Regions from separate parts of the Homo sapiens genome. Here region 2 is linked to region 1. Evidence: read pairs that join two places in POLR2A ChIA-PET (ENCODE). Cell type or tissue: PC-9. All regions are shown on one strand. Each heading gives the region's core, and the rest is flanking DNA. Links, peaks and the distances in the headings are about the cores only.

Region 1 (4,391 bases), core at 67-4,066:
TAATTTCTGTATTTATTTTTTTTTTTTTTTTGTAGACACATGTTGCCCAGGCTGCTCTCAAACTCCTGGGTTCAAGCCCAAGCCCACCTAAGCCTCTGAAAGTGCTGGGATTACAGGCATGAGCCACCATGCCCAGTTTTATTTTCTGAATCCCTTTCTTTTTTTTTTTTGAGGTGGAGTCTCGCTCTGTTGCCCAGGCTGGGGTACAGTGGTATGATCTCAGCTCACTGCAACCTCTGCCTCCTGGGTTCAAGCAATTCTCCTGCTTCAGTCTCCCAAGTAGCTGGGATTACAGGTGCCCGCCACCATGCCTGGCTAATTTTTGTATTTTTAGTAGAGACAGGGTTTCACCATGTTGAGCAGGCTGGTCTCAAACTCCTGACCTCGTGATCCGCCCACCTCGGCCTCCCAAAGTGCTAGGATTACAGACTATTTTCTGTATTCTTAATGCTCTAGCATTTGTGACCTTGCTGGCTGGAGAAAGGTTGCCCTTCCTAGGGCTAGTCAATTCTTACAAAAGTGCTCCCTGAGAATATACCGTTTATATGCAAACTAATCAGTCTAGAGCCTATACACCCAACCATCTCCTTTATCAAACACTCACATACCAAGTGAATTTTTCCCCTGCCCGAAATCAACACAGGGCCAAGTTCCAGACAACTTGGGACAGCCCCAATATCCCAAAGCCCACCAAAATTATTCAAGTGAGCAAATCCCAAACTGTTCACCTTTCTCTGCCTTGCCTGTGTGAACCCAAAATATCTGAGAAAGGTCTCAGTCAATTTAGAAAGTTTATTTTGCCATGGTTAAGGACGCGCCCAAGACGCAGCCTCAGGAGGTACTGAGGACATGTGCCCAAGGTGGTCGTGGTACAGCTTGCTTTTATACATTTCAGGGAGACATGAGACATCAATCAATATGTGTCAGCTGTACATTGGTTGGATCCGGTAAGGCGGGACAACTGGAGGTGAGGGCTTCCGGGTCCTAAGTGGATAAGAAACAAAAGGTTGCATTATTTTGAGTCCTTGATCAGCCTTCCACTGAATACACAATTTAGTCTGGCTCAGTGAATATGCTTTTTTATATAAACAATAGGGCAGAGGAAGCAATCAGATATGCATTTGTCTTAGGTGATCCTTAGAGAGGTGACTTGAGTTCTGTCTGACCTTTGTCAGACAGAAATTTCCTTGTGGGCAAATTGTGAGGGAGGTATGTAGCTCCTTATTTTTGTAGCTGTCTTATCTAGGACTAAACTGGGGGGCAGGTTTGCCTGACATAGTTGCCAGCTTGACTTTTCCCTTGGCTTAATGATTTTGGGGTCCCGAGATTTATTTTTCTTTCACACCTGTCCCACAGAAACCCCAATAAAGAATCTGAGGCCAGGCGTGGTGGCTCACACCTGTTAATCCCAGCACTTTGGGAGGCCGAGGCGGATGGATGGATCACCTGAGGTCAGAGACCAGCCTGACCAACATGGTGAAACCCCATCTCTACTAAAAATATAAAAATTATCTGGGCATGGTGGCGGGCGCCTGTAATCCCAGCTACTCAGGAGGCTGAGGCAGGAGAATTGCTTGAACCTGGGAGCCAGAGGTTGCAGTGAGCCGAGATCGTGCCATTGCACTCCAGACTGGGTGACAGAACAAGACTCTGTCTAAAAAAAAAAAAAAAAGAATCTGGCGTAGGCTTCCCCCAGATCCTGCTTATGCCTCCTGACCAAACTTGGTGCTTCTCCATGTGACATGGCATGGCATGCCTCTTGTTTCTAGAAAAACCGTGAGTTACATTAAACTTCCCTTTCAATGGCATTGGTCTCCTCACTTTGTCACTTAGTCACCTCCATAAATTAAAATTACATGGGTACAAATGAGACAATGAGCCATATGGAAGTCTGGGAAAGGAGCAGCACAGGAAAGGGTGTGGGAAATGGAAAGATAAGGAACTTGGAGAGGTCTGGGAGTCAGAAAGTCAGCCAGTGTGGCTGGAGCATAGTGAGCAAGGAGAGGAAGTAATAGGAGATGAAGGCAGGAAGACAGCCGGGCCAGAGTGTGTCAAACCTTAAAGGGACTGGGTCTTATTTGAGCATGAGTGCAGTGGGAAACCATTACAGGGTTCTGAGAGGAGTGTCATGTGCTGGCTTATGCTTTACAGGGCCCCCTTTGGCTGCTTTCTTTGAGGTAAGGGCAGAGGCAGGGAGACCAATCACTTTTCATCACTTCTGTTCAACATTGCACTGGAGGTTCTACCCAGAGCAATTAGGCAAGAAAATGAAATATGGCGAGGAACAGTGGCTCACGCCTGTAATCTCAGCACTTTGGGAGGCTGTGGTGGGTGAATCACTTGAGCTCAGGAATTCAAGACCAGCCAGGAATTTGAGACCAGCCTGGGCAAGATGGCGAAACCTCATCTCTACAAAAAATACAAAAATTAGCCAGGCATGGTGGTGTGTGCCTGTAGTCCCAGCTACTCAGGAGGATTGCTTGAGCCCAGGAGGTTGAGGCTGCAGTAAGTCTTGATCTGGCCACTGCACTCCAGCCTACAGAGTGCAGTCTGTAGGATGACAGAGCAAGATCCAGCCCCTCCCCCCTCCAAAAAAAAACAGAAAGAAAAGAAAAGATGAAATAAAAGGCATTCAGATTGCAAAAGAAAAAGTGAAATTATCTCTATTTGCAGATTACTTTATATTTTATATAGAGAATACTGGTTGGGTGCAATGGCTCACGCCTGCAATCCCCAGAACTTTGGGAAGCAGAGGCAAGTTGAGCATCTGAGGTCAGGAGTTCAAGACCAGTCTGGTCAACATGGTGAAACCCCATCCCTACTAAAAATACAAAAATTAGCCAGGTGTGGTGGTGGGCACCTGTAATCCCAGCTTCTCCGGAGACTGAGGCAGGAGAATCACTTGAACCCAGGAGGCAGAGGTTGCAGTGAGCCAAGATTGCACCACTGTTCTCCTGGGTGACAGAGCGAGAAAAAGAAAAATAAAAAACAATACTAAAGAACCTACTAAAAAAACTGTTAGAATTAGTAAATGAGATCAGCTAGATTGCAGGATACAAAAATCAATGTACAAAAATCATTTGTATTTCTACACAGTAGCAGTGAACAAACTGAAAATAAAATTTTAAAAAGATTCCATTTGGGCTGGGCACAGTGGCTCATGCCTGTAATCCCAGCAGTTTAGGAGACCAAGGCAGGCAGATCACCTGAGGTCAGGAGTTCGAGATCAGCCTGGCTAATATGGTGAAACCCCATCTCTACTAAATATACACAATTAGCTGGGCGTGGTGGCGGATGCCTGTGATCCCAGTTACTTGGGAGTCTGAGGCAGGAGAATCGCTTGAACCTAGGAGGCAGAGGTTGCAGTGAACCGACATCGTGACACTGCACTCCAGCCTGGGCGACAGAGTGAGACTCCATCTCAAAAAAAAAAAAAAAAAAGATTCCATTTTTGGCAGGGCATGGTGGCTCACGCCTATAACCCCAACACTTTGGGAGGCTGAGGCTGGAGGATTACTTAGGCCCAGCAGTTTTACTCTAGCCTAGTTGACATAGTAAGACACCATTTCTACTCTAAAAAATTTTATTTATTTATTTATTTTTTTGAGACGGATTCTCTTTCTGTCACCCAGGCTGGAGTGCAATGGCGCGATCTTGGCTCACTGCAACCTCTGCTTCCCAGGTTCAAGCGATTCTCCTGCCTTAGCCTCCTGAGTAGCTGAGATTACAGGTGTGCGCCACCATGCCCAGCTAATTTTGTATTTTTAGTAGAGATGGGGTTCACCATGTTGGTCAGGCTGGTCTCGAACTCCTGACCTCGTGATCTGCCTGCCTCAGCCTCCCAAAGTGCTGGGATTACAGGTGTAAGCCACCACACCCAGACATAAAAAAAAATTTTTTTAAAGAAAATATTTCATTTTGGCTGGATGAGGTGGCACACGCCTAGTGATAGCAGCAGGATAGCTATCCCAGTGATAGCAGCAGGAGGCAGACAAATCACTGGGCAGACAGGGTCAGGTCCCTGGTGAAACTTGACCTTCAAGCCGAAGGCAGTTTAAAGCCTGAATACCATGCTATGAGTCTTGGATAAATCCACGGACCAGATTGAGAACCTCTGTTCCCATTTGGTGCACTTTCCTGATTCATCCCCACCCTTCACCTATTTTACATATACCTACCCTTTCCTAATTGTTTTTCTTTTTTTTACAGTCATGTCCATCTTTGAGTGGTGCCTTTTTTTTTAGCCTTTTTTGCATACTCACAAACCAATCAGCATGCAATCCCCCATTATGAGCCCATAAGCCCCAGACTCAGCCACACTTGTGGGTGGGGGATCACCCTCCCCAAGTCCCCTCTCAGCTGAGAGCTGTTCCATATGGCTCAATAAAACT
Region 2 (4,391 bases), core at 241-4,240, 140 kb after region 1:
GCCAGGCTGATCTCGAACTCCTGACCTCAGGTGATCTGCCCACCTCAGCCTTTCAAAGTGGTGGGATTACAGATGTGAGCCACTGCGCCCAGCTGCACTCTAGATTATAATCCTTATTTCTATTCCAGAGTAAACCCAACACCCAACATATTTAGAGTTAATTTTTTTCTAGTGTCTTTTTTTTTCAGGTTGACAGGGTAATTGATATAAACAAGAGTTAAGTTCCTACAGCATATTTCTGGTCACAAAAACATTACCAAACTTCTAAATAAAGACCCAAAAAGCTTCTAATATTAAACATTGAAATAAATTTGAGCTATACATACATTTAAGAAAGATTAATAAAAACAGGCTGGACACGGTGGCTCACGCCTGTAATCCTAGCACTTTGGGAGGCCAAGGTGGGCAGATCACCTGAGGTCAGGAGTTCAAAACCAGCCTGACCAACATGGTGAAACCCAGTCTGTACTAAACATACAAAAAAAATTAGCTGGGCATGGTGGCGCACACCTGTAGTCCCAGCTATGCAGGAAGCTGAGGCAAGAGAATTGCTTGAATCTGGGAGGTGGAGGTTGCAGTGAGCTGAGATTATGCCACTGCACTCCAGCCTGGATGACAGAGTGAGACTCCATCTCAAAAAAAAAAAAAAAAAAAAGATTAATAAAAACAAGTAGGATAATTATTTGCCTCATTTTTGGTGAATGAATGAGTGATGACTGTCACAGTGGGGTGGGTTAAATTAAGGAATAAATGTTTATAAAGCAAAATTTGTAAGGAATGGCCTCTGCTACCACACAGTTAAAAAACAATCACACATTTGGCAGGCTCACTGAGCAATTTCATTCCTCATTGTTCATTGCCTATTGTCATGCATTTGTATAATTATCATATTCTTTACCAATTTTTATTTTATAATAATTTGTATTCATTTATCCATACATTGATTTTCTAACCCATTTATTCCAGTTCAGGGTTGTGGGTGGCTGGAGCCTATCCTGGCAGTTGAGGGTACAAGGTGGGAGCCAATCCTGGACTGAATGCTATTCTACACACGGCACATGAACTCAGACTGGGACACTTTAGACATGCCAATGAACCTAACCTGCACATCGTTGGGATGTGGGAGGAGACCAGAGTACCCAGAGAAAACCCACACAGTCATGGAGAGAAGGTGCTCTAGAACACACCCCAGCAATGATGTCAGGCGTAGCCTCAGAGGGTGGATGGGAGCAGCTTGCAGGGAAATTGAGAGAGCTGGCTCCACTCCCAAGCCCCCCTTCTTTTGAGACAGGGTCTCATTCTGTTGACGAGGCTGGAGTGCAGTGGTATCATCATGGCTCACTGCAGGCTTGATCTCCCAGGGTTGGGTGATCCTCCCACCTCAGCCTTCCAAGTAGCTGGGACTACAGGCACATGGCACCATGCCTGGCTAATTTTTTATATTTTTTAATAGAGGTGAGGTCTCACCATGTTGCCCAGGCTAGTCTTGAACTCCTGAACTCAAACGATCCACCCACTTCAGCATCCCAGAGTGCTGGGATCAGGAGCCACCTGCCTGGCCCTGGCTCCCTTAAAGTGTGACCTTTGAAGGCAAAATGGTAGGTACAATATAAAACACTGCAACAAACCCTGATAATTCCCACGCTTGTTTCTATCCTAAGTCTTGCCCACAAAAGAGAAAACCTATAGCTGACAAAGGTTTGGGAGAGTTCAGCAGGTGTAATCAAAATAGAGTTTGCAGTCCCCACCAGAAAAGATGTGGTGTCAGATGAGGAGCAGATAAATGAGAGCACTGCTCTGATGAGTCACTTGCCTAAGTGATGTCACCAGCTGGGTTTTCACTGCCAGAAAATCAGCAGCTGCTGGACTAGAACATTCCACATCGCTGACAACAGCTCTTCTTCCTTCAGAAGTTTGTTTTCTGCCATTCTGCCAGAACACCTAGCATGCTTTCTCTTTTTATGTTATTTATACTAGAAGGTGAGGAACCTGCCTTTATGTTCTGAACTATGCATGATAGAGGACCCAATTAAAAAAAAAAAAACTCTTTCAGAATTCCAAGCCAAAGCTTCAAGGCCAGAAGCAGCTAGATGTAAATAAGGGCAGGGATTTTTTTATGCAGAGAAACAACTCACTTAAGGTCATACAACAAGCCAGTAAAGACAATACATTTTCTTATTCTTAAACTTAGCCATCATCTCATAAGGCCAATTGGATCCCAGTACTCCTTCATCCAGTGAATTATCAGCAGAGAATCACTTCATTTAGTGACTTGTTCATTTTATTTATTTATTTTTTTTGAGACGGAGTCTAGCTCTGTCACCTCGCCCAGGCTGGAGTGCAGCAGTGCGAATCTCGGCTCACTGCAGCCTCCACCTCCAAGGTTCAAGCAATTCTCCCGCTTCAGCCTCCCGAGTAGCTGGGATTACAGGTGCGTTCCGCCACACCTGGCTAATTTTTGTATTTTTAGTAGAGATGGGGTTTCACCATGTTGGCCAGGCTGGTCTCGAACTTCTGACCTCAAATGATCCACCTGCCTTAGCCTCCCAAAGTGCTGGGATTACAGGCATGAGCCACCGCGCCTGGCCAACTTGTTCATTTTAAATGTAAGTTGTTTAACTCAAAGGGAAATATGCACCTATTAGGTGATTTTTTTTTTTTTTTTGAGACAGAGTCTCGCTCTGTTGTCCAGGCTGGAGTGCAGTGGCACAATCTCGGTTCACTGCAAGCTCCGCCTCCCGGGTTCATGCAATTCTTCTGCCTCAGCCTCCTGAGTAGCTGGGACTATAGGTGCGCGCCACCACGCCTGGCTAATTTTTTTTCTTTTTAAGTTTTAGTAGAGACGGGGTTTCACCATATTGGCCAGGCTGATCTCGAACTCCTGACCTCGTGATCCGCCCACCTTGGCCTCCCAAAGTGCTGGGATTATAAATGTGAGCCGCCACGCCCGGCTGAAGACCAAGAATTTTCATTTTACCATTACATGAGATGTACTTACCTGAGTCTGATTAAATGGGGCCTAAAAGAAAGAATGAAATTACCTTTCTTTTTTCTTTTTTTTTTTTTTTGAGACGGAGTTTCACTCTTGTTGCCCAGGCTGGAGTGCAATGGCACGATCTCGGCTCACCACAACCTCCGCCTCCCAGGTTCAAGTGATTCTCCTGCCTCAGCCTCCCTAGTAGCTGGGATTACAGGCATGTGCCACCACGCTCAACTAATTTTGTATTTTTAGTAGAGACGGGGTTTCTCCATGTTGGTCAGTCTGGTCTCGAACTCCTGACCTCAGGTGATCCGCCCTCCTCGGCCTCCCAAAGTGCTGGGATTATAGGCCTGAGCCACCGCGCTGGGTCTGAAATTAATTTTCAATTTATTTCTGCAAAAGAAAAAAATCTCGGCATGGTATAGCGCAAAAAAAAAATTATTTCTGCCTAAGATTTGTGGGCCTTGTGCACAGCTCAATATAAGACATGTATGTTAGAAAATGCCTCAGGAGGCTGGGCGGGGTGGCTCACGCCTGTAATCCCAGCACTTTGGGAGGCCAAGGCCGGCGGATCACGAGGTCAGGAGTTTGAGACCAGCCTGGCCAACATAGCAAAACCCCGTCTCTACTAAAAATACAAAACTTAGCCGGACATGATGGTGGGCACCTGTAGTCCCAGCTACTCAGGAGGCTGAGGCAGGAGAATCACTTGAACCCCAGAAGCAGAGGTTGCAGTGAGCCGAGATTACGCCACTGCACTCCAGCCTAGGCTGCAGAACTAGACTCCGTCTCAAAAAAAAAAAAAAAAAAAGAAAGCCTCAGGAAAAAGCCATCAGTGTGCTCCACATAAATTCATTATCATTTTATTTACTGAGCTAATACAATTTTTTTCAATATATATTAATACATACATAAATGTGATGGCCACTTAACACTGTGAGATTTAAAAAATACTTCATTAAAAAACTACAAAAGGATGCATACTAAATTGTTTAACAGCAGTTATCTTTACAGAGTAGGTTTGGGGAAAGGAGGCACATTCATTTATGTCTTTTTTTTTTTTTTTTCTAAAAATCATTTGGGCAATTTTATTTTTTTATTTTTATTTTTTTCTATAAGAAACTACTTTTATTTCAAAAATAAATCTTAAGACTGATATGTAGCTTCATCTATTCAGTAAACATTTGATCCAGTATCTACTATGCTGGATACCTAGCAGATACAAAGATGAATCTCATGTGGGTGGACCTTGATCTCAAGAGGCTTAGAGTCTAGAAAGACACATACATGTTACATACATATGTATACATTCCTATACATACCTACATATTACATCCTTTTTACTCTATTAAACAGGTAAAATGCAAGGGGAATTCAGAAGAGAGAAGATAGTCATTTTGGATGTGTAGTG

The links. ChIA-PET counts read pairs that join two places held together with the same protein. Peaks named below come from ENCODE experiments on the same cell type or tissue, not always from the same donor. Only the 100,000 strongest peaks of a DNase experiment are listed, where the experiment ranks them.
Region 2: POLR2A ChIA-PET joins it to region 1 with 8 read pairs; 3 of 35 experiments call an interaction of 5 or more read pairs at or near these places.

The regions. Positions count from the first base shown.
Region 1 is chr7:44,725,520-44,729,910 of GRCh38, forward strand. LOC124901622 (a long non-coding RNA gene) reads right to left here. Exons shown (of 2, transcript XR_007060299.1): 2 at 779-984. Among named protein-coding and RNA genes, the nearest start is that of ZMIZ2, 21 kb to the right of the region's middle. In PC-9, for the core only: no CTCF peak of the experiment used is centred there; a DNase peak (open chromatin) is centred at 2,322; H3K27ac peaks cover 2,249 bases.
Region 2 is chr7:44,865,676-44,870,066 of GRCh38, forward strand. No RefSeq gene overlaps it. Among named protein-coding and RNA genes, the nearest start is that of MIR4657, 14 kb to the right of the region's middle. In PC-9, for the core only: no CTCF peak of the experiment used is centred there; a DNase peak (open chromatin) is centred at 1,846.